Linked DNA regions of Homo sapiens: region 1 is linked to region 2. The links are chromatin contacts, found by Hi-C or POLR2A ChIA-PET in ENCODE. All regions are on one chromosome and are shown on one strand. The core of a region is the stretch at or near the end of the contact, and the rest is flanking DNA. Distances in the headings are between cores, read along the strand shown.

Evidence for each region. Hi-C counts contacts between places; a loop is a spot of excess contacts on that map. ChIA-PET counts read pairs that join two places held with the same protein, here RNA polymerase II (POLR2A). Pooled maps may share reads with other maps.
Region 1: a loop to region 2 is called in a pooled map, with 2.8 times the contacts of the local background. The contact joins the promoter of BCL2L10 here to the promoter of ATOSA in region 2. A Hi-C loop is called at or near these places in 9 of 37 single-sample maps with no recorded cell type and 5 of 50 pooled maps. POLR2A ChIA-PET finds 5 or more read pairs at or near these places in 1 of 52 experiments (CD4-positive, alpha-beta T cell).

Annotation. Positions count from the first base shown.
Region 1 is chr15:52,110,805-52,114,960 of GRCh38, forward strand. BCL2L10 (BCL2 like 10) reads right to left here and starts at 1,971. Exons shown (of 2, transcript NM_020396.4): 1 at 1,434-1,971. The coding sequence starts at 1,922. RefSeq lists a silencer at 1,818-1,977.
Region 2 is chr15:52,677,664-52,681,568 of GRCh38, forward strand. ATOSA (atos homolog A) reads right to left here and starts at 1,725. Exons shown (of 13, transcript NM_001385016.1): 1 at 1,165-1,725; 2 at 343-459. The coding sequence starts at 358. It overlaps LOC105370821 (a long non-coding RNA gene), which reads left to right and starts at 1,942. Exons shown (of 4, transcript XR_932255.4): 1 at 1,942-2,030. RefSeq lists enhancers at 421-490, 621-760 and a silencer at 1,341-1,660.

The DNA of each region.
Region 1 (4,156 bases), core at 721-3,220, 570 kb before region 2:
GGCTTCAACGGCCCCTTTCCAATTCTAATCTCTTCTTCAGGTACAGAGAGCCCGGAGGGGCCAGATGCCGTATTGAGACAGGGCTCAGGTGAGGCTCTTAGGCACGCAGCTGAAGGGAGTTCACCGGCCCAGAGGGTTGAAGACCAACACTAACATTATGAACAAGGCAGGAGTTCCTGCTAACACACCTCCCACTCCCTTTCCCTTCTCAGATAGAACCCAACTTGTCACTATAGAAAGTCTAAATGGGGGCCAGGTGAGGTGGCTCACGTCTGTAATCCCAGAACTTTGGGAGGCTGAGGTAGACAGATCACGAGATCAAGAGATCGAGATCTTGGCCAACATGGTGAAAGCCCATCTCTACTGAAAACACACACACACACACACACACACACACACACACACACACACACAGTTAGCCAGGCTTGGTGGGGCGCGCCTGTAGTCCCAGCTACTCCGGAGGCTGAGACAGGAGAATCCTTGAACCCGGGAGGCAGAGGTTGCAGTGAGCTGGGATCCACCACCGCACTCCAGCCTGGCCACAGAGCGAGACTCCGCCTCAAAGAAAAAAAGAAAAAGGTCTAAATGGAAACTGCCCCCAGGAGGCTACATTTCGGATCAAAAAACTTGCTGGTTTTAATAGTTTGGCTATAGGTATCCGATAACATGGGCCACTTCAGTCATTGAATCAACGCCAATAAGGTGGTGGGGAAAGAAATGGGGTCTAGCTCAGAGCCCCCAGAGGCATGCAGTGGGCTCATCACCAGGTGGCTTTCCTTGATCATCAGCTGCAGGGCAAGGGCCTGTCCCTCTAACCTTGACCACAGAGATGAAGGCTTGCAGCTGAAAGCCAGGGGCCTAGAACGTTCTCACCGAGGACTGGGTGCAGAGGACTAGAAATTAAGGAACCTTGGGTCAGCGCCACCACTGGGCGACCACCACACTCCACAACCTCTCTGGCCAGGCTGAGAGGCGTAGGGGGTTGTGATCAATGGGTCTGAGTCTCTCCAAAGGCGCATTTAATAGGCGAAGGAGAAAAACACCCCACCTGGCTGGGGCCCCGCCATTGCTGACTTCATTGGTTGGGGATTTCTATAGGAGCAAAACGTTCAGACCTAACGTGGGTGCCCCCCTAAAAGTCCCCGACGGCTAAGGCCAGGGCAAGGTCCAAGTGAGCAGACCTAAGCCTGCGCAGCTGCTTCGGAACGGTTCACGGCCGTCTAAGAAGGCCGATTTCTGCCGGCCTTTCTGCCAGGGGAGGAGAAACCCCAGACTTCACAGCGAACGTTCCAGGCCCGCTGAAACGAGCCTTTCTGCTTTCACGAAACCTCGTTCCAGGGGCCTGGCGCGGTGGGTTCCTCACCGTGCCAGCCTCGTGGGCGCTTCCCGGCTGCCCGTCCCGCCCCGTGTCCCGGTGTCCGCCGCGTGCTCACCCAGCCGCCCTGAGCCTGCAGCCAGGCGCGGTGCTGCCCCATGAGCCGCGAGCTCAGCAAGGCCACCAGGCGCTGGCAGTCCCGGGCGACGTCGCCCTCCTGCTCCTTTAGCCGCGGCTGGAAGCCCCACTTCTTCCACCGGGCGGTCACCAGCGGCCCTCTCTCCAGCAGCGTCCCTGCGAAGGTCACGAGCGTCACCACTCTGCCCCAGGTGGGGCCGGGGCTGTCGGAGAGCACGGAATCCGCCATCAGCGCCACCAGCTCGAAGCGGTTCCCGGGGTAGCCGAGGTAGGCGGAGAAAAAGGACCGGTGAATCTGCCGTAACCTGGCGGCCGCGGAGCGCAGCACGGCGGCCTCGGGCGTGGATGGCGCCGGCTCGGGGGTGCCGGGTTCCCGGGCGCAGTACCCCAGGTAGTCGGCCAGCAACAGCTCGGTGCGCTCCCGCAGCGGGTCGGCCATGGTGGTGCGCTCCCGCAACTGGTCAACCATGGTCCGGCCTCTGCTGGGGGGCCGGGCCTTCGCTGGTTTTCTTGGCCCGGCCGCGCCTCCCCCAGGGTAGGGCTGCCGTGCCCCGCCCCGGCCCCCGGCCCCCGGCCCCCGGTATATTGTTTTTCAGGACTGAGAGAAGAGCCTTTGATGGGAATCCCACCTGCACCTGTTCCAGTCCCCAAGGCAAGGCCTGGTGGTGCGCACGTGTTCGCGTAGCAATCAGATGCACTGTGAGACTCGGGTTATTTAGCTCCAGTGGCGCGATCTTGGTTCACTGCAAGCTCCGCCTCCCAGGTTCACACCGTTCTCCTGCCTCAGCCTCCCGAGTAGCTGGGACTACAGGCGCCCGCCACCATACCTGGCTAATTTTTTTGGATTGTTTAGTGGAAACGGGGTTTCACCGTGTTAGCCGGGATGGTCTCGATCTCCTGACCTCGTGATCCGCCCGCCTCTGCCTCCCAAAGTGCTGGGATTATAGGCGTGAGCCACCGCGCCCGGCCATCTAATATTTATATTAAACTTTCTCAGTTCATATTACTCCGTGGCTTCTTTCTCCTGATTGGATCCAGACTGATGCAGAATGGATACTAGCAGTGGTATTTCTGGGGGTTCAGGGGTCTGGAGCATGTTGAAATAGCCCTCCCAGGGTGAAAGATGAGTTGCTGCATCTTGCATCACTACAAAAGAGGCACGGCACTTGGCAGCTGTCTTAGTCTGTCCAGGCGGCTATAGCAGAATGCCATAGACTGGGTGACTTATAAATAAAGGCATTTATTTCTCACAGTTTTGTTGGCTAAAAAGTCCAAGGTTGAGGCCCTGGCAGGTTCTGTGTCTTGTAAGGACCTGCTTCCTGGTTCATAGACAACAGGCTTCTTGCTGTGTCCTCACATTGCAGTAGGTGTGGAGTAGCTTTCCGGGGTCTCTTTTATAAGGACAATAATCTCATTCGTGAGGGCTCCACCTTTGTGATCTAATACCTCCCAAAGGCCCCATCTCTGAATACCATCACACTGGGGGTTAGGATTTCAACATATGAATTTTGGGGGACACAGCCTGGAACAGTAAGCCATTTTGGACTTTGAAGGCAACATATACTGTGTTTGTGCTATTTCAACCCAATTGACAGGCTGGTGGATTGAGGAGCAGAATAAGAGAAGACTCTGCAGAAGGTTCAGGCTGCAGTAAAGCTGCCCTACCACTTGGGTCTTGTGATCCAACAGATCCAGTGGGACTTTGTCCAACAGGGATGCTGTATGGAGCCTCTGGCAAGCACTGACAGGAGAGAGTACAGACCTCTAGAATTCTAAAGTAAATCTAGAACCTCTTCTGAAGATAACTACTCTCCTTCTGAGAAGCAGGTTCTGCCTTGCTACTAGGCCTTGATAGAGGCAGAATGCCTGACCATGAAGCTTGAGCTCCCATCATGAACTGGATGTCATCTGACCTACGTAGCCATAAAATTGGATGTATACAGCAGCCACCTATCATCAAATGGAAATGGTGTATTAGAAACAGCCCAGGCAGGTTCAGAAGGTATAAGTAAATTGTATGAGCAGGCGGCTCAGACTCTTCCAACATCAACTCCTGTTGCTTTGCCTCCTCTCCCTCATTCTACAACTATGGCTTCTTGGGATGCTGCCTATGTCCAGTTGACTGAGGGAGAAAAACCTCCAGCCTGGATTATAGATGGGTCTGTATGATGTGCTGGTACCACATGAAAGAGAACAGCTGCAGTATTCACTCACACTCACTCAGGGGTGACTGTGAAGGGCAGTGGTGAAGGAGAATCCTTCCAGTGAGCAGAAACTCAAGGCTGTCCACTATGTCTGGAGTGAGAGATGGCCAGAATACAGACCTAAATTGATTCATGGACAGTCGCTGATGGTTTAGCTGGATGGTCAGGGCCTTAAAAAGAACAGGACTGGAAGATTGGTGACAAGAAAATCTTGGAAAGAGATATGTGGCTGAATCCCTCCGAATGGGCAGACTGAAGATATCTGCATCTCACCTGAATGCCCACCAAAGGGCATCCACTGCAGAGAAGACCCTGAATCAGATGGACAGAATTACATGCTCTGTGGCTGTCAGCCAGCCTCTCTATGCAGCTGCTGTGGTGTCTGCTCAACGGGCCGATGAACAAAGAGCTCTTGGCAGCAGGGACAGAGGATATGTATGGGTCCAACAACATGGAATTCTCCCTCCAAAGGCTGAGCTGGCTGGTGCTTCTGCTGAGT
Region 2 (3,905 bases), core at 475-2,974:
GAAAGTTGAAGTTAGATTGACTACCTAAAAACGAGCAAGTACAACTCTAAAATGATACCTGTATTGTGGCAACAGATACAAATACCATTCTTTACTTTCATTTTGAGATACACTAGAATCTCTCTTGAAGCTAGTGCTTCAGAAGCACTTTTGTAAAAACGCTTAACCTTCTCTTCCATATGCCTTTCTCTACCTCACCAGCTGGAATCTGTCACAAAAACAGATAATCACATATGATACAGAAATAGTTGATCCTACTGCAGAATTAGGTTAACACTTCTAAATTGAGGCATAGAAAAGAAGGGGGTGGGGGAACAAGCCCTACTTAAACAAATCATTTACCTCGGTCTGGCTTCATTTTCACATCCAATTTTCGCCCAGAGTGCTGTGAAATGCACCTGTGGGTTCTTTCAACAGGCTCGCCGCTGATTCTACGGCTTCTGCTTCGCTTTCAAAATGCTGAAAGAGACAAAAATAAAATTAATCTGGCCCTATTCTAATACCCGGACCTTGCAAGTAAACTACTGTTAAGTTAGGCCTCTTCCTGGCACCAACTGCGGTGACAGCACCCTCGGCTGGTCTGAAAAAAGCAAAACTCTCTGCACCGCCTCCCCCATCTCCTCCGGATCGAGCACCCCCTTCCCTGCCTCTGTGCTCTCCAGGCCAATGTGTCCTTCTGACACAGTCTCTGAACCAAAACAGGATCTATTTATAACCTGGAGGTACAGGCAAGAAGAAGAAAAAGATTTGAGCAACACAAACTAACCCCTTCGTACAAAAACGCCTCTGGAAACAGAGGCACCTCCGCAGGGCTGGTATGGAAATTCTTCCACCTGGTGCCTGGGCGCAGCCAACTCTTCCAGTCCCCTGCGCCTCCCGAGCCCTCCGCCCGCCCCGCCGGGCCTCACCTGTGTAATTACCCTCTGGCTAGCCTTCCTGCGGCAACCGCGGCCAAGTTTACACAGAAACCCGAGTCACCTCCTCCCGCCCAGCCCCCAGCCCCAAACGAACTCTTCCGGGCTGTCCCGGGGCGACCCTACCAACTCCCAACCAGTCCTCCGCGGCCGGCTCCGGGGGAGGTGTTTACAGCCTGTGCTCGCCCCCTGCTCTGCACAACCCCTTCCGTCCCGCCGCGGCCCCGGATTTCCTTCAGCCCCGCCGCACCGAGCGCCGCGTCTGCCCCTCTCCCCGCTGGAGAGTTGTTTTCATGGCGCTCTCGAGCTGGCCGGCTCCTCCGCTCCCTCGGCCGACCTCTGCTGACTAACTCGCTCTCCTCTCCCGTCCCAATCCCGCCTCCTCTTGGCACTTCTCTCCACCGCTCGCCCAGCAGCTCACATCACACTCCCACCTCAGACCCCAGGCTCCGAGAGGCGCAGGGCCAGCGGGAGCGGAGTATGGAGCGCAGCGGCCCCCGCGGCTGCCTCAGGTGACCGTGGGGACCCGAGACGACCAGCCCGAAGCGGCTCCCCGGCGCCCCTGTGGCCATCCACCCGCGCCTCAGCCACCGCCTCGCTCCGCTCCCTGCGCTCAGCCCCTCCGCCCTGCCTGACTGGCACCCGAGCCCCGCGACCCCCGGGCTTCCCCCGCCCGTAGCCCCGGCCGGCCCTCTTGCCCAGCGCCTCTGCCAGCTCCTTGCCCGCCCGCTGTCTCTAGCTCTGGCGCCCCGGCTCCCCGTCCCCCTCGCTCGGCCAGTTCTTTCTCTGCTGTTTGCCCTGTCAAAACACTGCCTAGGTCACGTGTCCCAACAACAGCCAACCCACCCCGGTCGTCACTTCCTCCCCGGCGGCCTCCGCGGCCCTGGCGCCCGGTTACTATGGCAATGCCGCCGCTCGCCCCGGGGCGCTAGTTTGGGGCCGGGTTTTCGGTGCAGGTGCCCGGCGGGTGCGAGGGCGCTGGAGATGGCGGCTGGGAGACACCAGCAGAGTCCCGGAAGCCCGAGACGTCCCAGGCACTTCGGTTGCGCTCCCAGCCGGCAGAGGCGCGCCTGGATTCTGAGACCAGGAATCGGAGCTGCGCTATTAGAGCGCAGGGTAACTGGGGAGATGTCATCCAAAGGCCTGCCCCAGACGTGGAGGATAATTATAGTCGTCGTCTCCTCCTCCTCCTCCTCCTCCTCCTCCTCCTCCTCCTCCCCCCTCCCCCTCCTTCCCCCCCTCCTCCTCCTCCTCCTCCTCCTCCCGGGATGCTGGCACAGAGTTGTGATCGAGCCCCAAGTGGATTGCAGCGCATAATGGAACCCGGGTTTAATGTGACCGGGACGGGGGGTGGGCAGCTATGCGGGTCAGGGAGTGGGAGAATTTAAGAACAGGAAGCCCACCCCCACCCTAGATTTTCCCAAATCACTAAGGATTTTAGTAGGATTCAGAACCCAAGCTTCCAAGACACTCGCTGTGCTAAAAATAATCTTCATAACTTCTAAAACACTGACTCATGGGCAGGAGGACACTTTGACAGCATGTTATTGTTGGGGAGCTGTAATTTTGTTGTTGTGCTATAGCAATGTGACATGATGGCATTTCATGTTGTGATGTTGTCGTCATTTAAACACAAACAGATGACAGGAATCTGCTGTACTTAAAAAAAAACCCAATCCTAACAAGCGCTGCAGCTATTAGCTACTCAGTCTATAGACAAAGTACATATGGGGCATGAGCCCAAATGGAGACAAGTAAAAATTTGCAAGGCTCTTTGGTTTCATTAGAAAAAGTTTTTTTTTTAGATATAATTTTGCATAAAAGGATCACAGGAAAGTATTAGGACAAGTCTAAGGGGATTTTTTTTATTTGTGCCCTTCTGTTTTAAAATTTTTTTTACAATGAGTCTATTATTTTCACATCAGAAGAGTTTTATAAACTGCAAGATTGGCAGTTCCATTTTTTTGGCCTCAGGTAAAGTTCTTATGAAAAAGGCATGAAATATTTAAAAAGTAACATTTTCTAGTGCTTAGATATGTACAGTAAAATAACATGTACAACTGAAATTGTTAACCTTAACTCCACGATTGTATCTAATCAGAGCGGAGAGAACATTCAGGAGGGTAACATTTCATTTTCTCTGAAATGTTCTGGCATCATGACGATGAAACTGACAAATGGAAACAGTTCTTTAATCTATAAAATGCTACAAATGTTAAATCCCAGTGGATTTGACTTTGATATTATTGAATACTGTATTATGTAGTTTTTAAAAAATGAACTGAAGTTTTACTTGTTCTACAAGCACTTGGTAATGGGAGACAGAACAGTTACAGATAAGCCAAAAACCTAAATTTAGCACAACAGCTGGGACCAAATAACAGCTATTGTAAAAGGCTTACTGGGTGAACAGGCAGCAAAATCTGGTTTAGCTTCTTTCTTCCTCTATCTAATGCAAAAGAGGTAAAAAGACCAGGAAATGTTGAGAGCAGAAGCCAAGACTATTAGTGTGTAGCACAAACTATTCTCTTTTAAATAATTTTTAACAGCACTTGGGTAAATGATGATGTCAACATTTGTTAGACTAACCTGAAGTTTTTTTAAATTTAGAATCTTAAACCTGTTCAAAAATTTGAAATCATTATGGCAGCAGAAAAAGTATTTAAAAGGTGTATTTCTGACTCATTATTCAAATTGTTTCATTCCATAATATGCATTTACTGAATACTACCTGCTAGGCTCATACAAGTCTCTGAGAATGTAAAGGTCACCAAAACCAGATAGGGTCACTACTTTCAAGGAGCTTATAGTACTATTACAGTTACATGGCCCTAATCAAGTCACATTCTAACACCTTTGTTTCACCTATAAAAGTGAGGTGTTTAGACTCTGACAATAGTTATCGCTTTCTTTTATCCTATGATTATGTAACACATGTTCAGAGCGTTTGGAAATAATGACTTGAAATGGCAATTCACTCTAAGGTGCTCT